Regions from separate parts of the Homo sapiens genome. Here region 1 is linked to region 2. Evidence: chromatin loops called from intact Hi-C (ENCODE). Cell type or tissue: dorsolateral prefrontal cortex. All regions are shown on one strand. Links, peaks and the distances in the headings refer to the core of each region. The heading gives the core; the rest is flanking DNA.

What was found. Hi-C counts contacts between places; a loop is a spot of excess contacts. Peaks named below come from ENCODE experiments on the same cell type or tissue, not always from the same donor. Only the 100,000 strongest peaks of a DNase experiment are listed, where the experiment ranks them.
Region 1: a loop joins it to region 2, with 9 times the contacts of the local background. A loop is called at or near these places in 2 of 110 quality-filtered maps.

What each region holds. Positions count from the first base shown.
Region 1 is chr13:36,037,852-36,040,770 of GRCh38, reverse strand. All of the region lies in intron 3 of DCLK1 (doublecortin like kinase 1), which reads left to right. Among named protein-coding and RNA genes, the nearest start is that of DCLK1, 92 kb to the left of the region's middle. In dorsolateral prefrontal cortex, for the core only: no CTCF peak of the experiment used is centred there; no DNase peak of the experiment used is centred there; H3K27ac peaks cover 2,342 bases.
Region 2 is chr13:35,977,167-35,980,085 of GRCh38, reverse strand. All of the region lies in intron 3 of DCLK1 (doublecortin like kinase 1), which reads left to right. Among named protein-coding and RNA genes, the nearest start is that of DCLK1, 150 kb to the left of the region's middle. In dorsolateral prefrontal cortex, for the core only: CTCF peaks have their summits at 1,178 and 1,384 (motif pointing left); a DNase peak (open chromatin) is centred at 295; H3K4me3 peaks cover 760 bases; H3K27ac peaks cover 1,176 bases.

The DNA of each region.
Region 1 (2,919 bases), core at 312-2,811, 61 kb before region 2:
ATTGAATAGGTAGTAAGTGGGGGAGGAGAGATAAATCTCCAAGAATTTCAAACAATTTAGGTAGATATTTTGCCCTGAAGGAAGTGGAACATAACTCCCCACTCCTTAAAATGTGAGTTGCACATAGAGACTTCATTCCAAAGAGTACAGTATAGAAAGGAGAATAAAAGATTAACTTCACAGTTGAAAAACCTGTCAACACTACTCAGCCAGGTGAATAGAGTCAACATCAATAGTGATAAGTCATGCTGATAGAATGAACTCTTGACAGTATGCACTTAGTGTTATAAGGATGCCGCTTTACCCCTGTAGTCTTCCTCCCCAAATCCTATAATCTCAGTTTTACCATGAGGAAAACCTTGACAGTTTGAGGGATACTACTCAGAGATTTGCAGGGTATTCCTATGGAGGAATACCCTGCAAATCTCTGAGTAGTATCCCTCAAACTGTCAAGGTCATCAAAAACAAAGAAAGCCTAAGAAACTGTAATAGCCAAAAGGACCCTAAGAAAACAACGACTAAATGTAATGTGGTGTCATAAAGGAGATCCTGTAACAGAAAAAAGTACTTAAGTGAAAACTAAGAAAATATGAATGAAATATGGACTTCAGTTAATAATCCATGCATTAATATTGGTTCATTTATTGCCCAGACCAATGTCAAGAAGCATTTCTCCTATGTTTTCTTCTAATAATTTTACAGTTTAAGGTCTCACTTTTATGCCTTTAATGTGGAGGTCACTTGAACTCAGGAGTTTGAGGTTGCAGTGAGCTATGATCATGCCACTGCACTCCCACCTGGGTGACAGAGCCAGACCTTGTATCTAAAAAAAAAAAAAAATTAAGTTTAAATTTAAAAAGAAAAGTTGTCTGTATTATATAAATATCTGCTACTTAGTAAGGCCATCTTCATTTTAAATTTAGGGAAAATATACTTTATTAGACACTGCGTTCAAAAGTGTTTTGCTAATAAATTCATAAAAATACAGCAACATATTTATGTCTCTTAGTCATACTTTCAGAATTTCATGATTAAATTAGGTCTTTGTTTAGCTGGATCAAAGATTTTTTTTTTTACCTTGTCGCTTAGTTTTGGAAGATAGAAGGGCAGTGTATTTGTATGTGTGTGTGTGTGTACATGTGTGCACAGTAACCCTGTCTATGCAATACTTTCAACAAAACATTTTACCAAGAAAATTGACAGAAATTTAAATAAAAAGGGAATTTTTAAAAGTCAGTGTTTGCCTCTCTGGTTTAGCTTTAGAAGAAAGTGGTGCTGAAAAAAAATCACCGATGTTCGCACATTTTGAAGAGTGTGAATTTTATTCACCAATTTGCTTTTTATACCAGAGGCCAGCTGCTACCTTTTGGAAGAGTGAAACATTTCAGCCAGAATTGCCTGCAGCTCAGTATAGCTCCAATGGCAGAAGAAATCCTACCAGATTATGTCCTTTGATTTTTCACAGATTTTGTTCAGAGGATCTGGCAATGGGTTGCAGTTTCACACTTCAGAAATACATGGTGGCCAAGAGTTATTTCTGGAGTTTTCTTTTAAAGCCTTATCAGTTGTTGAGATTCTCTGTGCTCCTGAATCCATTTCCTACTCATTCCTTACCTGAAATGAGATATTTATATCTTTTCTAAGTTGCTTTTAAATTTGAAAACTGCATCTTCTACAACAGTGACAGATCAAAATGCCAGCTGGACATTTGATAGGATTCTTCATTGGTAGGCGCCTGACGAATGACTACTAAGTCATGTGAAATACTTTCTTTAGTCATAGGACATGGTGCTGTGAATCATGAAATGTTAGACATAAATTTTACACACAGGGGATTACATTCTAAAATGAGTGCTCAAGATCCTTGGCTGTGGAATTAGAGAAACTTCATTCAAGTCTTGAATCTGCTACCTCCTAGATATTTGAACACATTCTTAACTTTACACCTCAGTTTCCTTATCTGCAAAATGAAAAAGAAAAATAGTGTCTAACGCATGAACACTAATTGTTGTAGTATTAAAGGAGGTAACTTTGCTGTGCTTGTCATAGCGCTTAGTAAAATTAAATAGATATTAAGCATTTTCATTATCATGCTGGCATTTATGGAAGACATGCCAGCTACCTACCCACCTACCTGAATAGCATCACCAAATATGTTGCTTCTAAAAGATCAGTTGTGCATAAGTTGCTTAGGAACATGTACTGGAAAAGCCTCTGAGATTATGCATTTGATTAAAACAAAAACAGGTATGTGCCAAAGAATATCATTGCTCCTTTGGGATCTTGACTTAAAGTTCTGCCCCATAGGTACCTCAGTATTCCATCTCTCACTTCTCTTTCCTGACCAAAGCTAAGCTCTAGGCTCTTGTTACTGTATTTGGTTCTCCAGGATTCTCTGCCCTGCCCCTGGGAGGCTCTCATTCCTGTAACCAGGAAGCACTCTGGAAGACCGAACCATCTCCGGGCCTTAAAACAAACCTCAGGGGCAGGGATGGACCCATGGTGGGGACAGTGACCTGTCCTGCCTCTTCATTCACACCCATCTTTGGGAACTGTTACCAGCTTAGCAAGCAAGGTAACAAGTCACTGAGCTTTTATGGGACCCAGCTTCCTTGTTCATAAAATGAGAAAGCTACCAAAGATGAGGTTGATGGTCTCTTGCTTCTCCATTATTCTCTTGGATTCAATAAATTACTGGACATATCTAGGAAAAATAAATGTCACAGTCACCGCCTCCAAGAGGCTTTCTTTGTTCACAAAGTCTTCCTTTTATTACCACTCAGGCTGCAGTGAGCTGTATCTTAAAAGTCTTAATGTGTCTCTGACACATTATAAGCCATACCCATGGAACCTTGGAAGTTCTTTTTTTACAGTAGGGGATTAGATTTTCTTTCTATTTTTTAAATTTTCTTTTTTTAA
Region 2 (2,919 bases), core at 183-2,682:
ATGTGAATGTTCGTAGCACTGCTAAACTGTACACTCAAAAATGGTTTAAGGCAGGAGATCTTTATGTTATGTGTATTTTACTATGGAAACAAAAAATAAAAGTGTATCTCCTATTGGTCCCAAGTAGATGGGATTTTGTTATATTTTCAACAGCACACTTTGAGTTGTAATATGTTTTTCCCAGAATCACAGAAGAGCCAGTGTGCTCAGGTCCAGCTGACTTAGTGCCAGAGCTGCTCAGAGAATCCTTCATGTCCAGTTGAAGAGGAACCAGGCCGCCTGCATGTGGTTGCCTTTGCGGAGACAAAGGTCATTTTCAGCCCTTATTGCAGGGTACCACATTGCAAAAACTCACTGCTCTCCAGCTGTTAAGATTTGAATAAGGTAAATGACCGTGATTGGCCTTTCGCCACTGGGATTTGTTCGCAGTGAATCATCAGCACTTGACTGAGGAGCCAGCTCAGCATCTTTTTAAAAGTAAAAAAGAAAATTCAGTTCCTTCCCTTTTAGCCAAAAATGCTATGAGTCAGTACTTTGGCACTGGGAGTGGAAAGCAGTGAGAAACGAGTGGGCCTTTGGGATCTGACGGGAAAGGATAGCTCTGGGACAATATTGTTTATGGATTGGCTGTCATGCATTTGCCAAGCAATGGCAGTGGCTGTTTAGAAGCTTTCTGCGCCTCACCCCATTCACATGTCCTCTTTCTGGCTGTCTCAGTTCTGAACCCCATGCAGAGATCAGCTGACATCCCTTGTCTTCCATGAAACCTCATTGATTAGTCCTTCCCCGGCCGGGTCTTCTGAATCCCGGGCTGTATTCTTTTACTTTTAATAGTCATTGGAAAGTCGCTTGGCACTTCGTTGACAGCCCTTGGGCTACTGCCTTTTTGTGGGTAAGGGTTGTCTTCCAGGTGGAGAATATTTCTCCAGACCAAAAACATAGCTTCTGTTTTGTGGCCTCATGGCTTAGCAGAGATCTGTATGTGAGATTGGGTACTGGGAACAGCTTGGCAAGTTATTAACCTCTGCAGAGCTCAGGTTTCTCATTTTAAAAATAAAGACAACTACCATTAAAGGAAGATCGTGTTTTCAGGATTAGATAAGACAATATAGGTAGAGCACTTAGCACTGTGGCTGGTGCTCAATAATTGGTGGTTATTACTCTTACTAGTAAGGTAATAGGTGTGTATTCTGTTTGGGAGTTAACCTGAGTTTACTACCCTTTTAGAAGATAGTTCCATCATTCCGATAATTCATGCCGTTGTCATTTTGTAATATCTTTGTGTGAAATGGGGCCTTACAGAAAAAAAGGTGTGGAAATCTAACGTAATCTCTTGTCAGGGTAAGTGTAAATTTGAGTTTCCTGGAGGTCTAGTGACACCAAGTGGCGAATTGTGATATTACATGTTGGTTGTTTGAGAGTGTTCAAATTCTATTTCATTGGTAAAATAGCAAATTATTCTGCTGTGTATGATTTCTGAGTTTTCCTCTCTTAATTGTAATCTAGTATTGAGTGAGAATGGAAAGAATATTATAAGAGTACTACATTGTAGACTTATTGAATGAAAAACTGGAATTCTAGACCGGGCACGGTGGCTCACGCCGGTAATCCCAGCACTTTGGGAGGCCAAGGTGGGTGGATCACTTGAGCCCAGGAATTTGAGACCAGCCTGGGCAACATGGTGAAACTCCATCTCTACTAAAAATACAAAAATTAGCCGGGCGTGATGTCGCGTGCCTGTAATTCCAGCTACTTGGGAGGCTGAGGCAGGAGAATAGCTTAAACCCAAGAGGCAGAGGTTGCAATGAGCCGAGATCGTACTACTGCACTCCAGCTGGGTGACAGAGTGAGACTCCGTCAAAAAAAAAAAAAAAAAAAAAAAGAAAAGAAAAGAAAAAAAAAACTGGAACTCTAAATTGCACAAAGCAGAAAATCGATTCTTAATGTGCAAGTGTTTTCTTCATGTATTATTTATATCCTGTCAACACAGTGACATATTTGAAATTGACACCAATTTGTAATGGATCGTTAGTAATACTTCCTTAATATTTCTTTCAGGGACAATGACATTCTGCTTATTATCTACCCAGTCTGTAAAGAAAGCTGACATTTGAATACTCACAGAGCTCTTGTTGACAATGTAATTGTGCCCACTGTGTAGAGAACGTTAGTCCTATTAACTTATGATGGCTTCCGAACCTTGACTTTCTTCATGGGGAAAGAAATGAGCAACTTTCCATTATTTGCTATGCCACCGAGACAACATCTGGGCCTGGAGTTAGTGCTTGAACATGGAGCTGTTCTTGGGTGTATGACACCATTCTTAGGTACTGAAGAGCAGACCAGAGTTGATGAGCTGGGATTTTCTAAACCTAATCATTTGTTCTCAGCCTTCTTCATGTCACTGCCAACATTCATCTCTGGCTGTGATCTGGTCTTGTAGGTAATTTCCTCATTCATTATTCAAGGTATTGTGTGGAATTAAAAAAAAAATAGCCCATTAGACCCATCAGAATACACCTGATGACCAGTATTAAATGTGTGCATTTCTGTACTTTAATTAGCAAATACCTAATATTGGGGCAATGGAGAACCATGTGCTTAAGTCAAAAGGGCTTCGTGATAGTCATTCACCAAAATATACCTCCTCAGAAAGAGTCCTTGGACTCACCAATCCTTTGCTTGCCCTCAGGCCACTTATTTGGGGTGAGCTGGGAGTGGCTGACATACCCTTCCCTCCTGCCCACCCCAAGGAAGGAGCGCAGAAATGCAGACAGCAGATTGCTCAGGGGGAAAACTTGCCCAATCTGCCCAGACACTCTGAGTTGGGAACATAATCAGCTGGCATTTATGAGGCTCATAGTTCTGTATTCAGCTTCCTGATATGCATGAAGTAACTTATATATTTGGAACAGTTGA